2 separate regions of the Homo sapiens genome follow, and region 2 is linked to region 1. Evidence: chromatin loops called from intact Hi-C (ENCODE). Cell type or tissue: breast epithelium. All regions are shown on one strand.

The links. A loop is a pair of places that touch in the nucleus more often than their neighbours do. Peaks named below come from ENCODE experiments on the same cell type or tissue, not always from the same donor. Only the 100,000 strongest peaks of a DNase experiment are listed, where the experiment ranks them.
Region 2: it touches region 1 in a loop (3-fold over the local background); 3 of 110 quality-filtered maps call a loop at or near these places.

The regions. Positions count from the first base shown.
Region 1 is chr11:73,644,398-73,652,397 of GRCh38, reverse strand. It overlaps PLEKHB1 (pleckstrin homology domain containing B1), which reads right to left and starts at 5,817. Exons shown (of 8, transcript NM_021200.3): 1 at 5,772-5,817; 2 at 3,311-3,386; 3 at 1,693-1,845; 4 at 508-610. The coding sequence starts at 5,789. RefSeq lists enhancers at 4,539-4,698, 5,334-6,252 and a silencer at 4,739-4,958. In breast epithelium, no CTCF peak of the experiment used is centred here; DNase peaks (open chromatin) are centred at 286, 4,507 and 4,827; H3K4me3 peaks cover 1,380 bases; H3K27ac peaks cover 1,776 bases.
Region 2 is chr11:73,420,446-73,428,445 of GRCh38, reverse strand. All of the region lies in intron 3 of FAM168A (family with sequence similarity 168 member A), which reads left to right. Among named protein-coding and RNA genes, the nearest start is that of RELT, 48 kb to the right of the region's middle. In breast epithelium, no CTCF peak of the experiment used is centred here; no DNase peak of the experiment used is centred here.

The DNA.
Region 1 (8,000 bases):
TGAGCCAGCAGATGGTGCCTGAGAAGGACACACCCAGGCTGGCCACGTGGATATGCATCTGACATTGGGGTGCCCCTGCCTGGGACGCAGCTGACTGCCTTTGTAGGCAGGTCCAGGGCTACCCCTCAGATCAGAGTCCCCCACCAGGGCATCTTCTAAGAAGGGAGCAAGGGTGCCACTAGGCTGCTCTGCTGCTTTGCATCACCCTCAGGTGAGGGCTCACCTCAGAGGCCGCTAAAGACCAGGAACCAGATACCTGAGGCAGGTGTGCACACCTCCCCCTCAGCAATCCTGAGTTCACTGTAGACCACATGAGGAGTTCACTGTGTGCCATGCCAGTCACCACAAGCCCTTCAAATCCACTCCACCCGCCTCCAATAAGACTCCCTTGCTGACTGGCCTTAGTGCCCTCTTCCTACGGTCAGAGAACCAGAAGGCCCAATGAGAAGGGGGCACATGGTAACTTTCCCCGAGATTCCACCCCATCCTCTCCTGGGAGTGACTCACAGGGCATCATCCTTGGTCTCCGCACAGAGGTGCAGGCGGCCGCCTTCCCGTAGGTTCACAGTCAGCAGGCCATCTCGGCTCCGGCCCTCTGGGGGCTGCACATCTGGAAGCAGACACACATATATGGGTTTCCACAGGCACAAGCCCCAGGTCCCCCCAGTAAAGCAGGGACAGGAATAGGAATTGACTTCTCTGGGCTCTGTTTACTGGCCACTGCCAACCTCCTCTGATCCCATATACTCTCTGAGGGATTCCACTCTACGTTTCCAACCTTTCCAACCTTTCCATGCTGAGGCTTCCCTCAGCACACCTCCCAGTTACCCTGTTAGAACTGTGGCCTGGGCCTTGGTGGAGGAATGTGGAGATTTGCTGTGACTCTGGGCCACTTCGCTTCTCTGGGCCTCCTAATTTCATTTCGTCTTCATCCAGTACCGAGCGCCTGGAGGGCAGGAACTGTGCCTGGCTCACCTCTGAGACAGCACAGAGGAGAAAGGCACTAAAGGACTGATTTTTCTTTTTCTTTTTTTTTTTTTTTTTGAGACAGGGTCTAGCTCTGTCCCCCAGGCTGTAGTGCAGTGCCATGAACACTCACTGCAACCTCTGCCTCCCAGGCTCAAGCAATCCTCCCACCTGAGCCTCTTAAGTAGCTGGGACTACAGGTACACACTACCATGCCCGGCTAATTTTTGTTTGTTTTTGTTTTGGTAGAGACGGGGTTTTGCCATGTTGCCCAGGCTGGTCTTGAACTCTAGACTCAAGTAATCTACATGCCTCTCAAAGTACTGGGATCATAGCTTACTGCAGCCTTGAATTCCTGGGCTCAAGCAATTCTCCTGCCTCGGCCTCCCCAGTAGCCATATGTGACCGCATCTCACCAATTTTTTTTTTTTTAAGAGACAGGGTCTCGCTATGTTGGCCGGGCTGATCTAGAACTCCTGACCTCAAGTGATCCGCCCGCTTCAGCCACCCAAAGTGCTGAAATTACAGGCATGCGCCACCACACACAGCCAAGGACCTATTTCTTAACTCACACCAAACTGAATTGGAGTTGACAGAGGCTCAGAAGCAATGTCTGTGAAATGCCTCTGAAAGCTGCAAAAAGACTTCCAACAGCAAGTGTTCTCGGAGACAGCGGGAGGCTCTGCCCACAGTCACGGTGCCACAGAGGAAGGGGCTTCTGCTCACCATGGCACTCTGGGCCGATCTTTATGTCACGGACATTGAAGTGGATGAGCACACGGTCCTCCTCGTCCTGCGCTGTCTCATCGTGGTAGTATCCCAGGGTCCCGTCCAGCCACAGGGCAAACCAGTTCCGCTTCCAGCGGCGGAGGATGGAGCCTGTACGATATTCCAGATGCACTAGGCAGGCTGATCCCAGAGCCTGCTGGGAATAGAAGCCCCAGACAGACTCCCAAGTCCCCTCAGCCTCAGTCCCTAGTGTTACAACCACCTTTTTCTTGTCTACCCCCTGAAATGAGGGCAGGACCTCTTTCTGTCTTGTTCACCTCCTGCCTCCCATTGGGTCTGATGCATAGCAGAAGCTCGATACACGTGCTGAACAGGGAAATGAGTGACTGGGCCCATTACTTGGAAGCTTCTAAGGCCAAGCCCCAGGTCTCTTCAAGGGCAAAGACCTCTCCCTACCTTAAGCCTGCATCTTCTCTCTCTCTGTCTTTGAGACAGGGTCTTGCTCTGTCACTCAGGCTGGAGTGCAGGGGCACAGGCATGGCTCACTGCAGCCTTAACCTCCTGGGCTCAAGTGATCCTCCCATCTCAGCCTCCCAAATAGCTGGAACATCAGGCACGCACCACTGCACCTGGCTAATTTTTAATTAGCCAGGTAGGTATTCTTGGAGACAGTGGGTCTCACCATGTTGTCTAGGCTGGTATCAAACTCCTGGGCTCAAGCAATCCTCCCAACTCAGCCTCCTAAAGTGTTGGGATTACAGGCATGAGCCACTGTGCCCGGCCTCTTATCTCTCATCTCTGACTTGTGTGATGGTTATTTGTGTAGCATCTGCCTCCTGTACCACTCTGGGGGCTATGGCTCCCCACGCAGGTCCTGGCACCCAGGGAGACCTGGCTCAGTGTTTGCTGAACTAAATGAACTGAGAATGGGCAGGGGTATGGGGCATGGGGCTGCTTGTCCCAGGGGTCCCCAGGATAGCTCTTGCTCAGGTCATGACTCTGGTCAGAGGTGGGTCTAGAAGCCCGAGACCGAGCTTCTGACATTTTGCAACTGGAAATCTTAACAGGGAAGGGCAAAGACATAAGAGAGCTTCTTAGGGCTTTGTGGATTCCAAAGCACAAAGGCATTTTTCACTTTGTTCTGTGCCTCGTTCTGTGTCCAGCCCGGGGTTGGGGGACTGTGGACACACAGAGGGTCAAACCCAGCCCCTGTCCTTGAGGAGTTCGCAGACTGGGGCCAGTCTGGGGTCAGGGAGTGGGGATACCCACAGATAGACAGTTCTGTTCTAAGGAGATCACTGTAAGGCGCCGTGAAAACCGAGGAGGGAGCCTCTAATCCAGCTTGACGCTACTGCAGGAGCAGGGGTGGGGGCCAGAGGAAAAGCCAGAGAAGGCTCCTCAGAGAGGGGCCCATCTGAGATGGGTCGTGATGAACAAATAGAAGTTTAAACCATGTAGTCGGGAATGGGAAGGACCTTCAGGCAGAGGGAAGAGCATGGACAAACAAGGGAAGGATGAAAAGGTCCTGGTTTCTTGAGAGAAGTGTTCCCCGTGGCAAGCCCAGTAAGCCACTTCCTTCACCCTGCCCCAGGACCAGGGGCCCAGGATCACTCACTCTGTCTCCACAGCCAGCCGCCCCTCACCAGGGCCATTTCTTCAAAAGGACTTTCCAGAGCGGAGTCAGGCGGGACCTGTCAGAGGAGCCACGGGAGACACAGGCCTCAGCAGCAGCTCCCTGGAGAGAAGCCCCCAGCCCTGCCGTCCCTGGGGAGCCACCCAGGAAACGTTTGAGGGAGGGTTAGTAAACAAGGGCCAGGCGGCCTCGGCCTCCTCCCCATTCTCTGCTCAGGAAGAGAATGGGAGCACTGTCACTGTGGGGTCAGCAGGGCAGCCATTGGTGTGGGGTGGGGGTGGGGACCAGGAGCCTGGATTCCAGCCTCAGCTTGGTAACTTTGGCCATATCCCTCCTCCCTGGCCCTCTGTCCTGGTCTCAGTTTCTAGATCTGTAGAAGTGTGTCTGTGAGGCAGGCAGAGGCTGGAGGGAGGAGCTCTTGAAACATTAGAATATGCCTGACTAGCTCAGTCGGTGGAGCATGAGACTCTTAAAGTATTAGAAACCTTGGGATTCTGTAATGTGGAAGTGCAGAATATTAGAATCACGGCAATGGATGAGGGAAAAGCTCCCTCCTATTTGGACCCCACTAGAGCTGTTTACAAAGTGCTTCAAAGAGCAGTTCAACAGCAGCTGTGATGGACCGAGCACTCTGTCCGGGTACCCCCTATCAGTGCTTTCATCCATTATCTCATTTAAGCCTCCCTGCAGTCCTTATTATTCCTATTTCAGAGATGGGGAAACGGGGGCCGGAAAGGTCCAGTCAGTTGCACGGGGCCACTTGATTAGTAAGCAATGGAGCCCAGACTCACACCCAGCAGTCCTGGCTTCAAACCGTTATGCCGGCAGGAGCTTTGAGAACTTCCGATACCAGGCCACACTCCGTAACAATTAAATCAGAATGTCTGAGGGCAGGAGGCAAGCCCTGATACTCTTCAAAGATCCTCAGATGATTCCAATGTACAGCTAAGTTTGGACGTCACCGCACATTCTACTCCCTCACCTTGTCCCCACTCTAACCCTGTTAGGAAGGGAATCCTTACTCCTGTTTTACAGATGGACAAACTGAGGGTTAGCAAATGACTCATCCATGTACATGATGTAGCTTGCACTGGAATCCAGGTAGGTGCCCTCTGTTCCTGAGGGCGACTCACTTGCCAGCGGGTGCCTCCGCCCCTCCCCCACCTGCTCACACCTGTTGCTGCGTAACAAGGGCTGGCACACCTGGGCTGGAAGGCCCAGCCTTGTCTGTTCCTCTTGCCGCTCCCTCCCCTCTCCACGGTCTTGACACAGATCAGACAAGAGGGTCAGGTGCAGACTCCTTTTCCAGCCCCTCCCCTTGATGCACCCACCTTGTCTACACTTGTTGCGGATGTTGCTGCCTAAGCGGCCGCTACTCGATGCTGCTGCCACCCAACCCGCTGCGCCTGCGCTTTGTGTGCCCCGGAGAGCCTGGGGCATTTCTCTCCTCCCGCAGCGCCTGAGAGCCCAGCTGCCCCCGGGCCCCGCCCTCCGGACCTGCCCACCCCAGGGAGGGGGAGTGACGTGAAGAGATGCTGACCCGAGGCGTACTGGGACTTGTAGTCTACCCCTGTAGAGCTGGGCAGAAGCAGCCCCGCCTGCAATTTTACTTTTCTATTAAGACATTTGTTCACTCATTTATCATGAAATACTTTTTCTTAAGAATCATTGAACTCAGTTCCTAGAAAAAAAGAAAAAGTAAAGTTGCAAGGAGAAGCCAAGCTCCTAGTTTTGCATGTTTTTTTGATGCTTCCCCTTTCCATCCCCAGCTTCCAGTCTAGTGAGGGAGATTACATGGAAACACACAATTGGAGCACAAGGTGTGATTTAACAATGGAAAAGATGAGCCTGACTTTTCTCAAGGGGTTCAGGAAGGCTTCCCAGAGGAGGCTGAAAGGGGCCTTGGAGGATGAGGGGCAGTTTCCTAGGCGACCCGAAATTTCCCCTATGAATACTGTCAGGATGTTGAAGAGTGCCCAGCATTTCCGTGTGTCTAGAACATAAAGCGCAGGGGTGGGGAGGGCATCGGGAGTGTCAGGCGATAGAGCTGCAGGGTTTGGAAAGAAATAGCACAGAGGCCTTGCATGACAGGCGGAGAGCTTGGATGTTAGGACGCAGTGACTGGAGCTGGGGGTGGGAGTTTCAAGATGAGGAGTGAGGTGTGTGATTAGGGGGTCGGAAAGGCCCCTCTAGGGCACAGTGAAGAATGGACTGGCGGGAGCCCACCTGGAGAAAGGAAGACTTTCTGTATCTATCACCTCGGACTGTGATCATTTCCTTCAATAGCTCAGCCCCGCAAACCCTCACCTACCAGCAGCCACAGGATGTCATTCAGAGACCAGAGGATGTCAGGGCCTAAAAGACTTCTGTCCCGTCCCCTATGTGGCAAGGGTGCCCACCCTGCCCTGGGCCCTTCCTCCTGTCCCAGAGAACTCTTCCTTACCGGGGCTGCAGGGCTCATGGTTCCTGGGTGGCCAGGGCAGCATTTCCCAGAAGGCTCCCGCAGCGGGGCATTTCCCTGAGCGCCTTAGAGATAAGGGGATCAGGAAGGTGCTACCAAGTGGGAGGCTGGAGGGGGAGGCAAGGAGGGAGCGCACAGATCCCAAGGAAGGTCGCCCTCTTTCTCCAGGCTCCTCCCAGCCTTTCCAACTGATGGCTCTGACCCTAGGTTCACTAGACAAGTCATCCCTGATTCAGAAGTGGTCTTGGCTCAGCATCGCCGAGGTTCCCGGAGTGGAATCGGGGCGAGGTTGCGGGGGCAGGACAGGAACCGGGCTGGTCCTCCTCCCTAGGTTGGGGGCGGGGCTACATCTTCATTCTTTGGCCTGGCAGGACAGCGCCCATCACCCCAGTCCTGGCTGCGCAGTCTGGCTCTTTAAGCCTTCCTCTCTTGCTCCTGAGTCTCTGTAATCCTGACCTCGAGCTACCCTCGCTCCTCGGCCCTTTGTGCGGTGCGTGCCCTGCTGAGGGATTCGCCATGGCCAATCCTATTAACCATTGAGTTCATCCCCTCTTAGCCGACTCAAGAACCAGCTCTCCCATACCGCGTTTTCATCTCTGTGCCTTTAACTCACTCTCTGTCTGGTTCCTGGAACGTCCCAGTCCCAGCTTCTCCTAGCTAAATTTTCCACCTCCACAGTGGAAGGAAGAAAGGAAGCAGTGGGAGGGGGAAAGAGGCAAGGAAAGAGATATGGAAGGAAGGAAAGACAGAAGGAGAAAAGAAGGGAGGGGAAAGACGGGAAGGCAGGTAGGTAGGGCTGCAGCTGGCCTCGGAGGATCTGCGCCTGGGTCCTGCCCCGACCCAGCCTCTCTCCAGCTCTCCCTGCTCCCCTCCCCGATGGGCAGTGGGGCATCCTTCATGTTGAGGGGCGGGGACGGTGCAATCATCTCCTAGATTTCATTCTCTGGATTTAGCAACCAGATGAAAAAGGAAGGTTCTCCAGCAGCAGTGGAGACTTCAGGGGAAGACTCTCCCCTACCTCCCAAAGAGCGGGCACTATGACGAAAAAAAGAGGAAAGGACGTGGCAAACTAAAACCACAGACACTACTACCGAATCTAAACGTAGCCGGACTTGGCCCATGTCTCTAAAAGCTGGTCAGTGACCCTCTTTGAGAAGCCAATAAGGAAGTGTAGACTGTCCTCAGGAAAAAATCTGCGTATAATTCCTGGGAGTTCATAGACCTCTGAAGCCATGATAGTCATGGTTGGATTGTTTTTAATTTCCAGAGCTGTGTAGATGGGAGGAGAGTGTAGATTGACGAGTGAGAGGTATGACAGTATGTCAGGAATTCCAGCCGCAGCAGTCCTGGCTGTGAGAGACTTTGTTTGTTCAATCAACTAAAACTTATTGAGACTAATAAGCCAACAAGTAACTTTTACATTTCTTTGTGGCTATGGTGCACAGAACCATTGGCAGAGAGGAAAAGATTTTGCCATTTCAAGTGTCCCTGGTGAATGAACAGCCCACAGATAATACATTGTTTAGGAAATAGTGGACTGGCTCATCAAATTCAAATTTACTACTTACATTTTCTAGAGAGTATAATATAATGAGAATAATTTATATTATCTTTATTTTAAAAAACTTGAAGTTTATATCAAGATGCAATTTGAGCAAAAGTAAAAGTGCTTATGAAAACATTTTAAATGGCCGGGCGCTGTGGCTCATGCCTGTAATCCCAGCACTTTGGGAGGCCAAGGCGGGCAGATCACCTGAGATCGGGAGTTCGAGACCAGCCTGACCAATATGGAGAAACCCCATCTCTACTAAAAATACAAAATTAGCTGGGTGTGGTGGCACATGCCTGTAATCCCAGCTACTAGGGAGGCTGAGGCGGGAGAATTGCTTGAACCGGGAGGCAGAGATTGTGGTGAGCCGAGATTTCACCACTGCACTCCAACCTGGACAACAAGAGCTAAACTCCGTCTCAAAAAAAAAAAAAAAAAAAAAGAAAAGAAAACACTTTAAAGTGATAATTTTACGCTTTTTTTTGTCTTTTTTTTTTTTTCCTTTTTCTGGAGAACGGGGTCTCGCCATATTGCCCAGGCAGGTCTCGAACTCCTGGGCTCAAGCTATCCTCCCGCCTCTTGCCTCCCTGAGAGCGGGATTACAGGCGTGAGCCACTGCGCCCGGCCAAAGTGATAATTTTAGTGAGATGTAATTCACCTAC
Region 2 (8,000 bases), 220 kb after region 1:
GAGGCTAGAAACCAGAGTGCAGTGAATCAGGAGTGAAGAAGTAGATTTAGCATATATAGCCTATTCTTACTAGAAGCTTAGCTACCAGGAAAGGAAAAACAAAAGGACACTGACTAGAAGTGAATGTAGGGTTGAAGGAAGGTTTTCTCAGGTATGAGTGTGGGGTACTGATAGGAAGGTGCAAGTGGAGAGGACAAGTCAGAGATACAGGAGAGGTGGTGCCAATCAGAGCCGGGCCTCCACAGAGGCTGCTGTAGGGGTGGGAAATCTGGAGCTCAGTTCTCTTCTTTGGTTTGGGAAGTTGAGTAGCAGGTGGAGACAGGGTGCCTCACGCAGGAGGGCAACTAAAGGAAAGACTAAAGGAAAGGTCACAGATAGATGTGCTTAGAATAAATTGCCCAGTGGAAAGTGGAGAATTCTCATCTAATGACCTTGATTTGCTGAGACAGAGGGGAGTAGAGATCAAGGAGGGTTCTTAACCAGGGAGGTCAGGATGTGAGAGCCTCACAGGAAGGAGTAGGACTGGAAACTACCAAAAGATAACAGAGCAGGGTCACATTGGGGGGCCCATCTGAATGGTGGAGGCTGTGAATTTGTCCAGGCTCTCATCCCCAGCACTGGGCTATTTTCTCATAATGTTCAGCACCTCTGGTGATAGACTGTGGGATTGTTTCGGATCAGTTTGCCAATAAGTGGAAAGACATGGAATAAATAGCTACTATTTATTGAATGTTTTCTATGTGTCAGGAACTATTTGAAGTTCTTTATCTATATTAGCTTGTTGCATATTGCAATAAACTTTTGAGGTTGGTACTCTTATTATCCCCATTTCCGAAATGGGAAAACTAAAGCTTAGAGAAGTTACATAATTAGCCCAAAGATCCAAGCCCCAGCACCCTGCCACTGTGCTGCATGAGCTCTTAACTGCTACATTGTGGTTGCATCAGTGGGCCAGAGAGAAATTAAGGCGTTAGACTGGCTAAAGAGGGAAAGGAGTGCAGATAGGAGGAGGCTGAAACTGTAGGGGAAAAAAAGAGATTGAGATTGAGTACATCCTGGCATGTTATTCAGCTTTAATTTTAAAACAAGCAAAAAGTAAGCCCTCATCTAACTTGATTTTCCCCAATTTTGTTTTTAAAAGTCAACATATTTCCAGGCTGGGCGCAGTGGCTCACACCTGTAATCTCAGCACTTTGGGAGGCCGAGGCGGGTGGATCACGAGGTCAGGAGATAGAGACCATCCTGGCTAACACCGTGAAACGCTGTCTCTACTAAAAATACAAAAAATTAGCCAGGCGTGGTGGCACGTGCCCATAATCCCAGCTACTCGGGAGGCTGAGGCAGGAGAATTGCTTGAACCCGGGAGGCGGAGGTTGCAGTGAGCCAAGATTGCGCCACTGCACTCCATCCTGGGCCGACAGAGTGAGACTCCATCTCAAAAAAAATAAATAAATAAAACATATTTCCAAACAAAAAATAAGCCCTCATCTAACTTGATTGTCCCCAATTTTGTTTTTAAAAGTCAACATATTTCTACTAAAGTCACCCAGACTATTTTCTCAAAAACACACAAAATCCATAAGAGAGGGTAGCGTTAGAGTATTGTATTTAAAGGCCCCAAACTCGGAGTTGAAAGACCTAGATTGTAGCACTAACTTTGCTTCTGATTTTGGTGCAACCTTGGGAAGATCCCTTTCCCTTTGAGTTACTTACACACACACACACACACACACACACACACAGCATATTTTGGAATCCTACACACACACACACATACACACACACACAGCATATTTTGGAATGCTGGCCTCTGGATTCACAGTGCAGATTTCCTGACTGGGGGACTTCCTACCATGGAGAAGCTGGCTCAAGGTCAGAAAGGACAGTGTAGGTTACTCTCACCTTCCTGCCAGAGCTAGCCATTTGTGATGCACAGAGGTGCCTTCAGAAGGAACCAGGCTCTTAGGTTTAAATTTCTTTCAGCTGCTTTAAGGAGACCCAGAAGTTGCTTGAGAGAGAGCTATTTTTAGCAGCTCTGAATACCCTGAGATGTCATCTGTCCAGGATGCAGGGAAACATTTCACTCTTTTCATTGGTTCTGAAAGCAATGTGGGTATTTGGAGCTTTTTCCCAAGCTCTTAATGATTTCAGGGATCTTATTTAAGAACTCTTTGGCCCCACAAGAGGTAGGAGCCAATCAAGACTTGGCTTTCAGAATCGAGGGACCTATTAATGGTAATCTGGCTTGAAAATAAATGAAGGGACGGATAAACAGGTTAACTAATACAGATAAAAATAAAATAACCTCCTCATGAGAATCTTTTGACAAAACATTTTCCCCTATTGTCTCATTTGATTTCACTGCATCCCTATAAAGTACAAATACATTATTCCCATTTTACATACAACAAACTTGGAGAAGGGTAGGGAAAAGGAATTTGTGCTTTCTGAACAGCTGCCCTGTTCCAAGCCCTGCACAAGTCATGTTACAAACATTCATTTTTACCTTAGTCTTGTGAGTTGGGGCTTCTTGCCTCCAACTTTGTTCAAACAGGTTAAATAAGTTGCCCAAAGTTATACAGCTAAAAACCAGTAGATTTGGGAGGGCAAGGCGGGGGGATCCCTTGAGGCCAAAGGTCAAGACCAGCCTGGGCAACATGGTAAGACCCTGTCTCTACAAAAAATTAAATTTTAAAAAACAGGCAGGCTTGGTGGCATGCACCTGTAGTCTCAGTTACTTAGGAGGCTGAGACAGAAGGATCACTTGAGCCCAGGAGCCGGAGGCTGCATTGAGCTATCATTGCACCACTGCATTCCAGCCTGGGCAACAAAGTGAGACACTGTCTCCAAAAAAGGCAGTATAGCTGGGATTCAAACCCAACTTGTCTGACCCTACAACCTGTGCTCCTTCTATAGCACCACAGTGACCCAGAGGCTTCAGGGATGGAGTGCCTCTGCACTGGTCCTATCTCTTAGAGGTTTTACAGACAGCTCTTTAGAGGCCAAAGATGGTGATATTGTCTCTGAACCTTCACTTCCTCTAACACATCTGCCATATGTGAAATCCCTCTGCAGTTCCTGGGAGAACTGAAATGTATTCTTATAACAGACAAGCAAAAAGCAGGAACTTGGGCTTGTTCACATCCGGCAGCTCTGGGTCAGCTGTCTGGAAGACACTATGGCATCCAGGGAGGGGCTCTCTGCATTGAATGGACTTTCCCAGATGACATGTCTGTCACCCTCTCTAGGGTAAAGGTGTTTTACATCTTTATTTACTGCTTTTGTGAAGCTGGGGGGAAACTGCTATTGCAAAACAAAGTCTGTTTATGTAACTGCAATGTATACAACTTTGCACAAATTCTTAGTGGTAATTTCAACTAACATTTCTATCCAACAGAGTTTCAGTTCCTGCATTCAGCTTATGGTAGGAAAGCTATTTTTCCTCATCTGTATTACAGCCTATGAATGTGTTCTCTCGTAACAATGGTAGATCCCCTCTCCTCTCCTCCCCAAATCCCATCCCCTAGGCTTGGGCTCCCCCCAGGTGGCTCAGCAGCAGTTCCTAAAGCATGCAGGAACGTGTCTGATGGTGCAAAAATCATGGGTTGGAGACACACATGAACCGTCCCTAGGGCAGCAGCAAAGGATCATGGCACTAAAAGGCGTCTCTCAACCTAACCTGGCTGCCGAATTCAAACAAACAAATGAATAAAAATTCCAGGGCCTGTATGCAGCTCCTCAGTTGGCTTTGTGGTAGCCTCTGTGAAGGAGTACCTGGATTATGCCTATTAGAACCCAAAAAACTAGTCTGCCCCAGGATCAGATTTTCCATCTCCATCGGCAGTCTGACATGTTTGAAGACCTGGTTGACTTTAGATACAATATGTTCCCTTAGCCCAGAACTTGAGCTCTGGGCTCATTTTCCTAGAAGATGGTGAGAGGTGGGGGGGGCAGCGTGCTGATAAATGAGGGACCAGAACTGGGTTCTCTGGACAGTGTGGACTCCAGGCCCAAGGCACCACGGGAACTTCTGGGCACCTGTGAGGGTCCCAACAGTATAACTTGACTAGGTCCTTTTTGTCATAGACAGGAAGGGACCATGGGAGGGACTTGCAACTTTCACCACCCTCACCTGGGCTGCTCAGGAAAATGTTTTTGTAAAATTTCTGCACCCTTTCTCAACTTTTAACCTTGAATTATTTGGATGCTGGAAATTGAATTTGTGTGTCGCGCATCTGTCAGGAGATGAGCTGTGAAATTTCTCCTTGCCACTGCTGTGGGCTGTGTGATCTTGGGCAATTTACTACTGTCTCCAGGCCATAGATAAATTGTTTAATTTCACATGATCTCTGAGGTCCCTTTAAATGCTAATACACTGTCCTCTTATAATTTTATTACTTCAATTTTGTTAGTTGCAGACCTGTTTCTCATGTAGTCATTTTTTGTTTGCCTCAGGATATATGAACCTGGACAGAAGGGTGCATAAAAAGTTAGAGAAGCTTTCATTCTTCCCCTTCCAGTTATAGCATCTGAAATAGATCTGCATAAAGAATACGGATGCAGTTCTTCACTTTATAAAATTCTGTGCCAGGCTCTAAGCTGGCCCTTTGAAAATACGAAGACTAGTAAGACAAGGGGCTTGTTCTCAAGGAGCTCACAGTTTAGTGGAGAGAAGACATGCCATCAAGTACAGGTGCTTCCAAGAATCATAGGGATTGGGATAGTCAGTTTATAGGTATGCATGAGAGAGCTGTGGTTAAGGGGTGGGGAGAAGGAAAGGCTTCGTAGTAGGTGTGAGTCTTCAGCTCATGATTGATGGATTAATTAATATTACCAGATGGAGTTTGGGGAGATACATGCCAGAAGAGGTAGCAGTGTGGACAAAAACATGGAGATGTGAAGCTCCTTGGCATATTCTGGGAATGATAAGCAGTTTCTGTGGCTGTAGTATGGGCTGGAGATTGAGAACAATGAGAGAGTCTAGAGAGGTCATTGGGACAAGATGATCATGGTGGGGCATTGAATGCTACACAGGAGTTCAAACTTTAGCTTAGAGTCAGTGGAGAACTATGGAATGTTTTCAAGAAAGGGGGTTTTATGATTAGGTTTAGGTCTTAGGTATATCGCTCTGAGTGCAGCTTGAAAATTGGGGGCAGCAGATTTAACATGAGGAAGCAGTTGCAGTAGTGTAGTTCAGATGAGAGACGATGAGAGCTTCAATTAGAGCTGTAGCCTACAACTTTGGAGATGGAAGAGGGGACAGAAACCAGAACTAGAAACTATAAGACTGGGTGACACTTTATTTTTGACCCTCACATCAGTACTATGAAGCAATCAAGGAGTGATGATTATTGCCATTTTATGAGACAACAAAACTGAAGTTTAGAAAGGTTAAGTAACTTGCCCAAGGTCCCATAGCTAATAAGTGGCAGAGCCCAGGCTACAACTCAGATTTCCTGACTCAGTACATTGTTCAGGATGATGGTCCCTTGCTGCCTCGTCTCCTTGTAAGTGTGCTAAACAGATTGTTCAACTGTCAGAGGGCGTGAGGGCCCCGTATCCAGGGAAGTGAACAACCCAGCACCTGGATGTGGGCAGCATGCTGTGACTGGGCCCATGGCCCTTCACTGCCAAGGGTTCTTTCTCTCTCTCTCTCTCGTTTAATTGAGGGATAACATATAGACGGCAAAGTATATAAAGTACACTTAAGTGTACAGCTTAATAATGTCTTTACATATGTATATGCCTATATTTAACTACCACTTAGTTCAAAATACAAAACATCTCTAGGAAGTGGTACTTTTCAAGCACCCAAAGGCAGGCATGCCATTCAGAGCAGCCTCCTCTGTGACCATGCCTCTAAAAGCTTCAGTTGGGATTGTCTTCATCCCACAACTGAGCTCTGAATCGCTCCCACCAATAGAATGGGTGACTTTAGAATCGTTATATGGAGGAGCTGGATCACATGGTACAACTAACTAATGGGGAGGTCAAGTTGACAGCTAATATTTGTTTTTTTGATGTGTTTTCACATTTATCTAGTTATGTAAATTATAAGGATTCAAATATACAGAGGCGTACGGAAAACACTAATTCATTTTCTTTGTAAAGAAACCAGAAGAAAATAAAGAAAAATATTTTTATTCAGAAAAATATACAGTATAGTTCATGTCATCAGTTGGAAAAGACATAGTAACCAAAGGCACAGTCGCACTTGCTTCTTTCCTGGTTAACCTGGAACATTATTTTACTATGTATCATGCTGTCTTGTTCACTCCCTGGTTGGCGTGTGGCTGTGTTGCATCCCCAGCTAGACCATAAGTACCTTGTGTGCGGTGACTGTGACCCACGTGTGTTCCCTTCCACCGTGGCGCTCCCCTCAGTGCTGAGTGCAGTGTAGACCTCAGTCACTCTTTGGATAAAAGAATGATTTACTCTTTTGTAAAGAATAAGTTAGTTTAATTTACTAACTTTAATGGTCACACAGTCCTTCAGGCTAATGTCAGACTTTTGGCTTATGATGAAAATTATGGTAAAGTATATACCACTTGGAGGAAAAAATTTGAATGGAAGAGAACCTCCAAATTCTCTAAATTCCTACAGCCAAATTCAGGCCTCCTGCCCCCTAATGGCATTCCTGCGGGGTCTTGAGGGCATGGGTTTGCTTTATCTGACTTTTCAGAGCTACATGTTTTACTTTTTAGAGAGTTGTTTTGGGTGGCCACTGCTTTCCAGCCACATGTGTGGCAGAGTCTAAATTTGGAGACATGTTGATAAGATTTGTTAACACTAATTGGATTCTTTATCCCTTTCCTGTTTCCCACCCCCCCAAAGAAAAGAAACGCAAAATGATTGTTTAAAACAGACTCTCCTCCTCCTGCATTGTCTGCAGAGCCATGTCTTCATGTCCAGGAAAGGCCCTGGGCTCTACATGGAGTACTGCTGGGTCTCCATTTCTCTTATCAGAATTCTCCTTTTAGTGTGACTTTCCTGCCCATGATTTCCTTCTCATTTCTCAGCATCTGCTGTATATATTGCTGGCCATTAATGCAAATGCAGAGTCAGCCTACAATAGCCATAATTCTAGCCTTGGTTCAACAAAAACAGCACAGTCCCTGACCTTCTCTGGCCCCAGTACTTCTGGGATCGAAGGAACCAGAGGCATTACCTGTTACCTGAATGGGCAGAGGGGGTTACGGGATCTCTCTAGAGGTAGAATGTCCTTGTCCTGGTGGAATTAGAGAGTGTATAGGCATACTTTATTCTCATAACACCCTGTCTTAGCCTCTTATTTAAATGTTTTAAGTATTGCCAATGCAGCCCCACCTTCTGCTAATATACTATATAGCACCCCATATCCATGACCCCCCCCCCAAGACTTTATTTGAGTGGAAAATATGTTGCTAAAATTCTTCGTTTTACCATAAACAGTAATTTGAGTCAAGAATGTTTCCTCTCTAGTGTTTGAAATTATAATAAGGAAAATGTCTAAAAAGTTAGGCAAGTCCCACTTCAGAACTCTGTTTCTCTTCTCCTTCCCTCAGGACACCATGAAGGTAAGTTTTTTGAGTCACTCCCCATTTCTAAAACATATGAAGTATCATCCTTCAGATGTCTCGAGCTGAGCTTTGAGTCAGCCTGGGAAGTCTTTGCAGATCTTAAACTGGGCCTCATCTATATTTCCTACCTACCCCAAATTTCATATGTGCTTTCTTAATGGCCCAAAGGACCACCTCTAATTCATGAGGAAATATCCCAGGTGGGGCACCCAGTAACACCTCAGTAGGAGATATTCAGGGGTATGCAAGAAGTATGTCTGTCTGGCCTCAGCTGGGTGTACAGGAGAAGGAGTTATTAGCAAGGAGTGCCCCACTGGCTAACTAGGTTCGGTGTGGCACAGTGCCCAGTGCCTTTTAAGCTACCATGGCCACAGCTCAGTCCCTTCAGAAGAGATGGTAGTCCAGCAAGGTTCATGTAATGTGGTCATTATTTGTGGGCCT